Linked DNA regions of Homo sapiens: all the other regions are linked to region 2. A link is a contact called in ENCODE Hi-C or POLR2A ChIA-PET data. All regions are on one chromosome and are shown on one strand. The core of a region is the stretch at or near the end of the contact, and the rest is flanking DNA. Distances in the headings are between cores, read along the strand shown.

Region 1 (4,413 bases), core at 1,781-4,280, 150 kb after region 2:
CTCCTGGGTTCCCTATCCCTAAGCAGTCCTAGTGACCCGGCTCACCCACCATATCCCTGGGGGCTAAGCCACAACACAAAGGAAAATCATGAAACCATAGGCAAAATCCTCTCAATTTTGCAAGTGGCTGCCCAACCGGCTGCCTGGGGGAACAGAATTAACATTTTCTATTCCAGCCAGAGCAAAATACCTGTGACAAAACACAGACATTAGCCACTCCACTTAGGACCCAATATTGAACTGGCAAGACTCAAATTTTTCCCCAGTTGGACTCGTCACCTTTGATCCATTCAAAGTGTGTTGGAATGATCTTCTACCAGGGGTTTCAACATGCGGTCTCTGGGCAAGATGGTTGCCCTGAGTAACAGAAAAGATAACAAAGAGAAAGTTGAGAAAGAGAGAGAAAAGCACTGCCTGCGGCAGGGTAGGGAAGGCAAGGCACTCAGGGAGGCCAGAGAAAGACCCACCCATTGCACTGAATCAAAAAGTTCAGGCGGCTGCTTGTCAGTCACAAAGGGATCTTTTCCAGCAGTCCCATCGGCTCTCAAGTTTCCTCCATCAGGGAGGAAAAGACTCCCAATGTCCCATGATCCTGTACCTGCTTAATCCTGTCACCCACAGCCATCAGCAAAGAGTGCAAGGCAGATTAATCCAAAGAGAATAGCGTATAACACCCCGTAGTGCTGAACCCATTCTTAGCAGAGAGGGATTTTACTGCGGGGAGGGGGCGGTTTCTAACCCCTTAACTCTTAGGAAGGACTCTAACCTTCCTAAGTTGGGCTTCCAACCCAAGTTTGGTCAGGTGTCCTTGCCCTTATTAAGAGGGGCCTTTAACCCCACTCTGTCTTGGGAGAAACTCTAACTCCCCTAAGCTGGGCCTCTAACCCAATCCCATCCTTTACCCAGATACCTCACCACTCACCCAAAGTCAGCTGATTGGTGCTGCGACCTGTTTCCTTTGTTGTTGGGGGGTGGGTCTCCTCAGTATCACCCCTTTGAAGTTTGCCAGGAAGATGTTATCAGAAAGGGGTCCCAATCTAGACCCCAAGAAAGGGTTTGGATCTCACCCAAGAAAGAATTTGGAGCGAGTCCATAGAGTAAAGTGAAAGCAAGTTTATTAGGAAAGTAAAGGAAGAATGAATGGCTACTCCATAGGCAGAGCAGCAGCATGGGCTGCTGTACTGATGATGCTTATTGCTACTTCTTGATTATATGCTAAACAAGGGGTACATTATTCATGAGTTTTCCAGGAAAGGGGTAGGTAATTCCCACAACTGAGGGTTTGTCTCCTTTTTAGACCATATAGGGTAACTTCCTGATGTTGCCATGGCATCTGTAAACTGTCATGGTGCTGGTGGGAGTGTCTCTTAACATGCTAACGCATGCTAAGCAGTGAGGACGACCAGAGGTCACTTTCATTGCCATCTTGGTTTTGGTGAGTTTTGGCTAGCTTCTTTGCCACATCCTGTTTTATCAGCAAGGTCTTTATGATCCGTATCTTGTGTTGACCTCCTATCTTATCCTGTGACTTAGAATGTCTAACATCCCGGGAATGCAGCCCGGTAGGTTTTAGCCTTACCTCACCCAGCCCATATTCAAAATGGAGTTGCTCTGATTCAAACGCCTGTGACAGTTTGAGCCATAAAGATAGCTCAAGCTTGTACCAAGTGGCCATAGAAGATTTTCCAAAGGCCAGAGCCACCTCCATTCCGAGTCACTTACGTTGGTCACCAAATTATTAACTCAAAATATGTGAGACAGGTCTTCATCAATTTAGAAAGTTTATTTTGCCAAAGTTAAGGATGCATGCCCATAACACAGCCTCAGGAGGTCCTGACGATATATGCTCAAGGTAGTCAGGGCACAGCTTGGTTTCATACATTTTAGGGAGACATGAGACATCAATCAATATATGTAAGATGTACATTGGTTCTGTCCAGAAAGGTGAGGGCGGGGGGGTGGTGCTTCCAGGTCATAAGTAGGTGAGAGACAAATAACCATTGGTTTCTCAATAACCATTTGCATTGAGTTTCTGATTAGCCTTTCAGAAGGAGGCAATCAGATACGCATTTATTTCAGTGAGCAGAGGGATGACTCTGAATAGAATGGGAGGCAGTTTTGCCTTAAGCAATTTCCAGCTTGACTTTTTTCTTTAGTGTAGTGATTTGGGGGTCCCAAGAGTTATTTTCCTTTCACAGCAGCAACACTGCGGGTCTACCTGAGAGGTTAGGCAAAGCATCGTGCGGGATTTAGGGTTTGCCAGATACAGACAGGGAAGAACATTCTAGATAGAGGAAACAGAGTATGCAGAGTTGTGAAAAATCAGGCATGTTTGGTGAACTGCTAAATGTCTGTGTTACTGAATTAATAAGTATGTGTGTGTGGGTGTGTTTGTGCAAGTGTGTGTTTGTCGGCCACGTTGGAAAAGGCTTGTGTGTCAAGCATTGAAGGTTTCATTTGGTCCCATAGCCAGTGAGATGGGTTTTTAAGCAGGAGAATGGCATGGTCGGCTCTGACGTGTAGGAAGGCAACTCGAGTGGCTGCAGGTTGGAAGGCTGGAGGCAGGGAGGACAGTTAGGAGCACTTGCAGTAGTCCCAGAAATTGCAAAGGACATCAGTCTTAAGGTGGGCCCAGCTCAACAGTGACAGGGCTTATGGGCACGAGAAAAGAAGACACCAGCTATAAATGGTTCAGTTGATTGACAGATGCAGAAGACTGAAAATTCCTCAGTGGTGGAAGTTGTCCCTGGGGCTTCCATACAAGGCCTTTTCCACCAGGACTCAAGCAAGCTGCGTGTTCAGGAAGATCATTAGGAAGTGGTCAAAGAGATTTTTTTTCTTTCTTTCAAAGAAACAGGAAAACATGTAAGAAATGCTCTTAAACCACTGGGTCTCTTAGCAAGTGTAACTTCTGGTCAGAGAGGTGTACCACACAGGGGTATTAGTTGGAGAAAGGATATTTATTTCCCTTTAGCTGAAGAAATTTCTGTATTGCTTTCATACTAGAATTTTTTTTTTCTGCAATTAATCTGCCACCTCGTGGCCTAATGAGAAATTTCAATTTCCATAGCTTGGAGAGGGAGGATTGAAGAAGCAGAAGTCAACACTCTTTCACTTAATAGAAACATCGACATACTACTGACTGCCAGCACAGGAGTGCTTTCCTCTAACTATATAATGCCCTTTTTACCTGCTATTCAAAGGGTGTTTTGTGATTTCCCAAAAACTCAAAAAATAACGAGGAAGTGCTTGACTCATAGACACTTCATACACGTGTATGTTTTTGACTCCACAAAATGAAAACTAGAATATGGTTCTTGTATTTTAATGGGAAAAGAAAATGTCCTAAAAGCTATACAACTTTATAAGATTAATTTCAACTTCTAAAATATTGCTTAAAATAATAAAGTGAATTTGCAAATATAGATAAAACCTGGACACTGAGCAAACACCCATTAAGCTAAAATGAAAAATGAACACAAGCAGATTGATGGGACTGCTTTTCTGTGGCTGAGTCATAAACCTGTATGTAATAATTGATCTTCTTGAGAAACTGAGAGGGCTGCTTTTGTGAGAGATGGGTGATCTTTGAATCAGATCACTTCTTGGATTCTACACAGATCAAATAAGCCATCCTGAAATGTGTCCCTAAGTCAGAAGTGCGGTGCAGCAAGGAGGGTAAGAAGACCAGCACTGGGTTGGACTGTCACCTGCTGGGTCAGGCCTTTAACCTTTCAGTTGCTGGATAATAGGGAGGTGGGGAGTCCCAGAGGAGGATGGGGGAGGGGCACTAGAAAGCCAGACAAGTGCAGATGCCTGTTGCTCTTAGTTCAATCTACTCTGGCCCTCAGAAAGGCTGTCTAAAGAAGATGTCTTTTAATAGGTACATTCGCCTAGTACAATACTTAAGAGTATAAAATCGTTAACATAAGATGTGGTCAGAGTTTATTTTTGCTCTTTTGTGAAGCAGCTGTGTGCAAAGCAAATTAAAAGCATAAATACAACTTTAAAAGAATATTTAAACCATCTAGGTACTAATAGATTTCCCTAAGTTTCCATTTCCATATCTTTCTGTAATGATTTTCCTAAGTTTCCATTTCCGTAATTCTGACTACACAACTGTCATTAATTCTTTAAAAAAGTCAATCATTTTGTTTTCTAGATCCAAACGTATTGTTCGTACATAGTGTTAATTTAGTGTCCTCCTTTCTAATAGTAATACTTAGAATTTGTTATATATCTTAAGTAATTGGCAGGTAAACTTCTTTCTGAACAGAAAACTATTTCTTATAGGATTTACTTGGTAACAGTTTGTTAGCAACAAGTCTCAATGACTCTTTCACATAAGAAAGAAATGCAATGTCTTTGAAACATTGTATGCTTCTGACTTTTTAAAACTAATTTAAAATACTG
Region 2 (4,086 bases), core at 400-2,899:
TCTACCCTCTGCACCCTCATTAACCTGTACATGCCTCTATAGTAGTCCTCATCTCATTGCACAGGGTTATTTTACAAGAATGCTTTCTAGTTAGATGTGCCTTGAAGGTGAGACCATGCTTCCTTTTGGTATCTCAGTACAGTGCATGGCAGGCTATATAAATTCTACAAATGTTGGCTGAATAAATCAAACTTTTCCTGGTTCCTTCCGCATCCTTCAAAACTCCTATTCTATATCTCTTTCTAATAGGTTGCTGTATGATTTGTACATTTTTTCTTTAAATCAATGCATCAGTATCAATGGCTGATTAGAGTTCAAGTTTTGATGGGGAACTTTAATGCCTTAATAGGATATAATAGCTAAGGGTGGGAGGTTTAGGCACTGTGATACAATGGCAGGGGAGAGATTCGTCATCAGCTGGTATGAGCCTGAGGCTAAAATCTTACCTTGTAACTGGCTATTCGTTCTGTCCATTCTTAGGGCATAACTTGGTTACAATAACTGGAAGTTAGTGAATTTATTTCCTTTTCGTAAAATGAGAGATTTGAACCAAATGATGTCAGTGTTCCTCTTCAGCTCAAAATTCTGTATTTGTAGGAAATTATAGAAGTAAATAAATATATTTTGAGAAGCTGATAAAAATAGGTGGAATTAATGCAGGAGTTTCTAGGAAATTGTATAAAATGTTAGTGGTAAAAGTGTCATCTGAAACTACTTGGAAAGAAATGTATTTACAGAGTTAGGTATGTGCAAAATTAAATATTTACAAGGCTATGTGTAAGCATTAAAGTAAAAACATGGTTCCGAATATGGTAAGGATGAAGAACTTGATTTCATAATAAATACTGAATTACTATACTTCCTTCTTGGGAACACCAGCCAAGGGTTAGAAATTTTAAGGATAAAGCCATTTTAAAAATTATTGCTAGAAAGTTTTCATTTTACAAAAATTACCTAATTTGCTGTTCATACCAAGATAGAGTTTGTGTTTATATAAACAACATAAATTTAAATTAGATTTTTAAAAAAGTTCTTAATTGGTAGTGTAAGGTCCCCTCTGTGCATCTTCTAAGTGGTTTACATGGAAATATTCTTGAAAAAGCCCAAATAGATGAATAGTTGCCACAGCCTTGCAGTGCTATGCAATTCAAGTTTTAAGAAGATTTGAAAAAAGATAGGGTGGGAGAAGGAAACAGACATTCATTAAGTATGTCGACCAGTCATGTTCCAAGCATTGTGCTGGGTAGTTTACATATGCTGTTCCATTTAACATGCACAGTCACTTTGCCTGGTGTTTATACCATCCCCACTTAAAAATTTAGAGACTAAGTCTGTTCCTTCTTCCTAATGCTACTGTTTATTTCCTTTCTTTTCTCTTGAACACGGGCATTTTATGTTTTTAGGACAAGTTATTCTAAATAATAAAAAGAGCAACAACCGCTGTTTATTGGGCATTTTCTATGTACTAGGCATTGTGACAAACATTTTACAAAAATTTCATAATTTACTCTTTATACCAATCCTTTGAGGTGGGGATTACTTCACAAGAACAGAGAGATTAGATACCTTGTGCTGAATTACATGTCTAGCAAGCAGTGGAGTGGGGTTTGAAACTGGAACCATTGACTCCAGCCGCTCTACACTAGTGTCTCTGTGGTTTCCATGTGGTCCACTCAATACTGTGATGAGCTGGTTCACAGGAATGTCAATAAGAAAGAAAAATAATGATGTAAATAACAAAGTATGTCATGAAAACCATTTAATGTTGGTTAATTAAATTATACAACATCTGTGGAGCTGGAAAAGAAAAATTTCAGGTTTTACAAATAGTGCCTAATAAAACAATTGAAAACACAGTAAGCATGATTTTATCAGAGTTGAAAGTACACAAAGTGCACACAAAAATTCAGAAGTACCTTTAGTCCACGTTGTATTTTCTTCCTGTTTAGTCACTTCCTTTAGGGAAATATTGACAAATCCCTTACAGCCCCCCATTTAAAACAGTTTAACCAGTAGATTCTTGAAATTCTGAACAGGGTCTTTAGTGATTAATTAATTGAATGCTTTTTATATTCGATTCTTATTCTCTCTGTGAGGCACAGCTCTAATGTTTATAAACCTAACTTTGTTCAACCCCCAATAAAGATAGGTTGGCCTAGTATACACGGAAATAGGATGTCTTACATTGAAAGTGCCTTTATTATGTACATTTTATGCTGTTCTTTTCTTTCAATTTCTCTTTCTCCAGCTTTTCTCTTATACAGTTCCTTAAACTTACTTCTCCATTCTTCTTTCTGGTTTTTCTCAAATCTTTGTTCACTTCCTCAAAAATAAAACTGAAGTCATTCTCCAAGGGTTCTTTCTGGTCCTGTGTCTGTACTTCCACCTTAGAGTCAGTAGTCTCTTATGTAAGTTTCCGTATCCTGACTCTAACTTCCCTGAACAAGCTCTTAACTTTCTCCTTTCTCTCTCTCCTTTTCTTATTTTTTTTTTGTTGTTATCAATTGTCTTTGATAGAAGTTTGTCTTTTTAAAAAACATTTTTATTCCACTCTCCTTGTCCTTTAATTGCTTCTGCCCATTTGGTTGGCAAGACTGAATAGCCCATTTCTGCTTCTCGTTTTCTGTATGCTTCAAATTAAAGAAAGTGTTAATTTTAAACCTGATCCCCTTTCTGTCAATCTCCTCTTCTCCCAAGAATGGAGGCTTGGCTTCTATTGGCTTATGGTACCCTTGTTTCTTCCTGGGTGATTATAGAATAATGGGCATCAGATTGACCTGGAGAATTTTCCCATATGTCTGATCTTCCCATTTCTTTTACATCTACTCTGATATCCTGGGAATAGGGTGGTATAGGGGGTGAACAGCAGACACAAGGTTTTTTTGACAAAGCTCCATGTGATTTTCCTGCTGAGACCTTCTCTCTTCCAGCCTACCACTGATTGGGATCCTCTACTCCAGAAGCTCCTACTTCCTGGGTAAGACATAGATACATGTGTTTAAGGCAGGATTCTGCCAGTTGATGAATGAGCCATCAGTTTAGCAAGCAGTGAGCGGAGTGCTTTAGGGGGCAAGATGTGAGTGGTGCATGAAAGGGATCATATGCCTCTTTTCCATTTGCTACCAGGAAATTCATGTAGGGTTGAGCCAAGATTCATTCTATTATTAAGTTGGTGCAAATGTAATTGCGGTTTTTGTTATTAAAAAAATGGCAAAAATTACAATTACTTTGCATTAACTGAATACAATCAATAGTAATTCTTCATACTGCATTTCTGCATACTTACTTAAATTTCAAGTGAAAAACACACACACAAAATGTTGTTCTGAGTTCACATAGCCTTTGGTTTGCATACAGAGTCTGCCCTAAATTCTCCAAGAATTGGAAGTCCACTGCGTCCAAAGAAATATACTGAAACAAATAATCTTCAGGCAATGCCTAGAGATGTGTCTACCAGTTTCTCTGACTTGGACTAGAGCCTTGGATAAAAGTAAAAAAGAGACATTGTCCATTTCCAGTGAAATTGAAGGACTCAACACCAGTATCTGATGATGTATCAAGTCAACTATATCCTCCAGAAGAACAGGAAGAACTTGATTTTTTATTTGATGAACAGACGCAACAAATAGAAGAAAAAGAAACACATTTACTGATTGGTCTCGTAATGATTCAGATTATGAAATTGATGAGCTGAATTTCAACAAGATGTTGATTTGAACTCAGCTATCATTTTACCTGAGAAAACATCCTGGATAAGATCAAACAGGCAACCACAGGTTTCAGGCAAAAATGGCCTATGTCATTATGAATAAGACTTGTGGATGGAAGAGGATGAAAACAAACATACAGCCATAAAGAAATCGACACGCTGATCTAAAATTCACATGGAAATCCAAGGGAACCAGAATAGCCAAAATAATCTTGAAAAAAATGAATGAAGTTGAAAGACTCGTACCTCCTGATTTTAAAACTTACTATAAAGTTAAAGTTATCAAGACAGTGTGGTACTGGCATAAAAACAGACATATAGGTCAGTGGAACAGAATTAAGAGTCCAGAAACAAACCATGTGGTCAACTGATTTTTT
Region 3 (4,563 bases), core at 844-3,343, 140 kb before region 2:
TATAAGTAAGTGGCTTTCTGATTTTTGCCAGTAAGTATAGGTATACAATAATGATCTGCATTTCCCAAACTGCTAGTGAGCTGAACACTTTTTCATGTCTTGGCTACTTGGATCTTCTCTCCATGTCTTTGCTCATTTCTCCATTGCGTTTTTTATATCCTTGTCAATATGTAGAACCTTTTTTTGCATATTGTAGGTATGAATCCTATGCCTACATTGAAATACTTTTTTTCTTAATCTACTATATGTCTATTGTTTTGGCGTAGGTTATCACTGCCCTAGCAAATGCTATCATGAGTTTAGGAGTGTGCTGCATCTTTCTCATGTATTTCTTTATATCTCTCTCCCCCTTCCCTCCCTCTGTTCTCCTCCCTTTCCTCTTCTTTCCCATTTCTTTCTCTCTCTGTGCCTGTTTTCCTTCCTTTCTGTGTCTTCCTCAGGATCTCCTTTTTTCTACCTCCTGCTCTGTCTGCTTCCTTTCATCTACTCCTTACCTCCTTGCTTCTCCAGCTCCATGGGAATACTCATTTTCAGTGCAGAGAGCACAGTGTTTTTCTGCTTGTGTCACTTACAAAACCAAGTCAGACCGAAGAGGTATTGCAGAGCAGCCCAGTAAGGGGTTAAAGCAGTATGTTTTCAAAATCGGCTGAATGTAAGTTCCTTTGGGAAGGTTTTTCTTTTTATATGGATCCCCCAGACCCATCCTCAGAGGTTTTGATTCTGTAGGTCTGGATGGGTGTCAGTGGGTATTTATTTCCAAATCTATCCAGGTGATTGCAGTACCTGGCCATCTGTGGGTGAGTGCTGGCTCAGGGAAGTTGGACATGTGCTCCCCAGTGTGGGGGTAGCTTGCTTGGGTGACTGGACAACACAGGTTATTGCAGTCTTAGATAATTGGCTTCCACAACCACCCAGCTCAGCACAAGACAGCAGGGAGGGGTTCCAGCGGAGTAGAGACAATGGTGAAGTCGTGGTCTTCTGGCCGGATTCTGCATCTCAAATGGCAGCTTTGCATGAATGCAGCCGCAGTGTGGCAAATGGGCACAGGGGGGCAGTGTGGCCCCACGTGGCTCCGAAGCCCTCTGATTCTGCATGAGGCCTGACCCGGGCTGGAATGCCGGCTCCAGGAAAGCTGTGAGCTGGTGAAGGGCTCTCCCACTGCCTTCTTCCCCTTCCACTCTTAGTCCCTGTCCCACAGAACCTGGCTTTCAGATGATTAAAGTTCATCCACCATTTACTGAGCATGAATTATCTCATGTCGAACACTGTCCTGGGTTATTTCATTTAATCTTCATAACAATCCAAGAAAGGCATATGATTTCCACCCTACGCAGAGGAAGCTGCAGTTTGGGGAAGTTAATTAGTTTCCCAGTGATGGCAGAGCCAGGATTGAGACCAAAGCCTGTCTGACTCCAACCCCAGTTGAGTGGAATTCTTTGCATTCAGTAACTGCTGCTCAATACAGGTAACAAATAGTTGATTCTGAACATATTAGGTGCTAATTTACCAGTTAATTTATTCATGCACGCTGATTGTTTCCCCTTTCTTCCTTCTTTAAAGAGATCAGTAAGAATAACCGAGTTAGCTAAGAAAGCTCAAAGCCCGAGGTCTGTTTGGATTTTAACAGGAGACTCTGAAGAAACAAAGAATGAAATAGCTGATGGTGAAATAGTGGCCATGGGGTTGGCTTCTCCATTCAACTAGGCCAGGGTATCACACTAAGAGTCTGCAGATCAAATGCAGGATTTTATTTGGCTAACATGATGTTATTTAAAAACCTAAATTCCAGTGGTTTTGTTGTTTATTTAGAGACAGAGTCTCCTTCTGTCGCCCAGGCTATTCCAGTGGTTTTAGGTGGGACATCTGCTTTGCAGTTTATCACAATCCCACCCTTCCCCTTTCTGTACATCTTTCTGCTTTGCTCGTTGATGCTACCTGCCTGGCATCCGCTAACAGCAGTGCCGGGCTGACGGGTCCTGTCACACTCCTGCAAGATGAGAACTGGCTTTGGGCCCTGCTCTGTCTCTTTCCCTTGCTCCACTTCCCTCCCAGGTGCTTCCCTCCCAGGTGCCATCATTGGCCCTCACACCTGTGTTGGGTGCGTCAGTCAGTCTGCTCTGCTGCTTCTAGCACCCAGATCAGTCCCAGGTTCGCCAGGGCTAAATTTAACCTGCAGCTGCTTCATCAGATGCTCGGGTATTTTCAGCCCTAGGAGCCTCGGGTGGCTGAGCTGAAAGTAGCTGAGGACTGCTGGCCAGGGCTTACGTCCAGTGTTGTGGATTGAAATTAGCATCCAGGTTGGTCCAAGGTCTTGGCTACCCCCCACACTGTGCTTCCATTTTTCTTAACTGAAGATGAGGAGAAGAGAGAGAAGGCAAGAACTGGCAGAGAATAAGACAACACAAAATAGATCCTGGGATCCCTCTGAATTTGCTCCATCATTCCTCCCTTCTCCACAGCCAGGAATGCCCCTCTGGTTGGTGGCCTAGCAGAGGGTACAGTCTGCATCACACAGTGAAGTGCTGCCAGCTGGCCTGTTCTCTCCCAAGCCACTGTTTTGGGGAGCCACCAGCCTTGCTCTGAGCTCCAGCGTTCATGTGTCTGTCATTCAGTGTCCTTTCCTGACATGGGCATTCACCAACAGGACTATGTTCCCCAAAGCCTTGGCCCATGACCTCTGAAAGTTCCCTGCTGATGTGTGCTGTGGAGTCGATAGTCCCTCTGGCCAAGCAAGCAGATGCGTGTGCAAAACTGCAGGCTGTCAGTGGCATTTACAAAGAGAAGAGGAATGTGGGTCCAGAGATGGGGCAGGCGGCCTTGAGGGGAGGAGAGGAGAGGAGATGCATGTGGAGGGGGGTTGTAGCCCCTAGGTCCTGGGGCCCTGGGATGGAGGAGGTGCCTGCCTGGGCATGAACCATCCTGCCTATCCTCAGCTGATGTCCTTGGCAACAGGCTGTCAGCCATCATCAAACCTCCTGTGAAGCCAAGTGAAGCAAAGTCCTCCCTTTCTCCCTAAATCCTACATGTCCAAGGCAGGAGATGTTCCCCTGACTACTACTTTAGTAGGTGCCCAGTGGGTGGCACCTCTAGCCCACAGCTCCAACACTAGAAGGGCTGTAGGGATCCTTTGTTTGGATCTGCTCATGTTACAGACAGGCAAGCTGTAGCCCTCAGAGGTTGTAAGTTTCATGGCTGGAACCCTGACCTCCTGATATGAGTCCTCAGCACCCTTCTCTCTTTCACGCCAATATTCACAATACCTAACAATCAGGATTCTGTACCAGGCACTATTTCATTTTATTTGTTTGAGACAGGGCCTCGCTCTGTCACCCAGGCTGGAGTGTGGTGGCATGATCACAGCTCACTTCAGCCTCAACTTCCCTGGGCTCAATCGATCCTCCTGCTTCAGCCTTCTGGGTAGCTGGGACTAGAGGCACATGCCACCATGCCTGGCTAATTTTCCATTTTTTGTAGATACGAGGTCCCACTATGTTGCCAGGGTGGGCTCCAACTCCTGGGTGCAAGCGATCCCTGCCTTGACCTCCCAAAGTGCTGAAATTATAGGTGTGAGCCACTGTGTTGGGCCCACCAGGCACTATTGTAAACACTTCTCAGGTATTAACTCATTTAGACCTTGTGTGAGGTAGGCACTGCTATCATCCCCATTTCACAGATGAGGACGCTGAGACTCAGAGAGGTAAGTGACTTGCCCAAGGTCCTGCAGGAATTGAAGCTGGGTGTTCTGGCTCCAGAGCCCAAGTTCTTCACTACTGTGCATACTGCCTCTCGCAGGACTTCCTGGGACTGCCTATTTCATGTCCATCTCCTGCACCAGATTGTAAACCTCTTGATGAAAAGGATTCTGTTTTAGTCCCCCTTGGGTCCCCCAGATTACGCCAGAGCCCAACACAGTGGAAGCTCAAGCGAATGTTGGTTGAATGAATGGAAGAAGAAAAGCATCAGTTAAACCATTGTTCCTTACCCTGCATTTCTTGGAACCAATGTCTCTGAGAGCTTCCTGAGTATAGGGTGGGACATTTTGGCCTCTGGGCAGAACCCAGCTGGGTAAGAAAGCAGCCCTTCCCTGGGTGGGACCCTCCTGGCTTCTCGCTCCGCCTGTGTGACTATGAAGCGGGAGCGCTGCATATTTTCTTCTTCAGAGCAAACACCTGGGTTGATTGTTTTGGCAACTGTCCTGCAGACTGAGGAGCACGCGGAGCATGTGGAGTGTCCGGCTGACTGCTGTGACTGTGGCAGCAGCGTCACCTCTGTGTGGGGCCAGAGACAGTGAGGGCTCCCTCTTTTGTGCCTCAGCCGCTGTGTTCTTGAGGCTCAGACCCACAAAGGTCTCTGAGTATCCAGTTTTCTGAGGCTAATGCAGGGGAAGGGACCCAATGTGGGTAGGGGTAAGGTTGGGGTGGGGTGAGGGGTGCCGAGTAGATGGGGCTTGCACTGGGACCTGGGAAACATACTGAGAGTCAGAGATTTGCATGCAGCTGTATTGCATGTGGACTGGGGAAGCCCCGTGGGGAGTCAGGGTGGCTCTTCAGAGGTCCTGAATTG

The links. A loop is a pair of places that touch in the nucleus more often than their neighbours do. ChIA-PET counts read pairs that join two places held with the same protein, here RNA polymerase II (POLR2A). Pooled maps may share reads with other maps.
Region 1: a map of PC-3 shows a loop between it and region 2 (8-fold over the local background). The contact joins two enhancer-like sites. A Hi-C loop is called at or near these places in 2 of 168 maps with a recorded cell type or tissue (PC-3 and heart right ventricle) and 3 of 50 pooled maps. POLR2A ChIA-PET finds 5 or more read pairs at or near these places in 2 of 52 experiments (OCI-LY7 and activated CD4-positive, alpha-beta T cell).
Region 3: a loop to region 2 is called in a map of PC-3, with 8 times the contacts of the local background. The contact joins two enhancer-like sites. A Hi-C loop is called at or near these places in 5 of 168 maps with a recorded cell type or tissue (CD4-positive, alpha-beta T cell, CD8-positive, alpha-beta T cell, PC-3 and 1 more) and 7 of 50 pooled maps. POLR2A ChIA-PET finds 5 or more read pairs at or near these places in 3 of 52 experiments (A673, IMR-90 and activated CD4-positive, alpha-beta T cell).

What each region holds. Positions count from the first base shown.
Region 1 is chr7:106,459,546-106,463,958 of GRCh38, forward strand. No RefSeq gene overlaps it. Among named protein-coding and RNA genes, the nearest start is that of CTB-30L5.1, 140 kb to the right of the region's middle. Within about 2 kb of position 3,031, at least 2 of the 41 ENCODE cell types and tissues checked have a DNase peak (open chromatin) inside an H3K27ac peak, as active enhancers do.
Region 2 is chr7:106,311,887-106,315,972 of GRCh38, forward strand. It overlaps the pseudogene LARP1BP2. Among named protein-coding and RNA genes, the nearest start is that of NAMPT-AS1, 29 kb to the left of the region's middle. RefSeq lists a silencer at 1,548-1,687. Within about 2 kb of position 1,650, at least 5 of the 41 ENCODE cell types and tissues checked have a DNase peak (open chromatin) inside an H3K27ac peak, as active enhancers do.
Region 3 is chr7:106,175,809-106,180,371 of GRCh38, forward strand. No RefSeq gene overlaps it. Among named protein-coding and RNA genes, the nearest start is that of SYPL1, 66 kb to the left of the region's middle. RefSeq lists a silencer at 937-1,076. Within about 2 kb of position 2,094, at least 11 of the 41 ENCODE cell types and tissues checked have a DNase peak (open chromatin) inside an H3K27ac peak, as active enhancers do.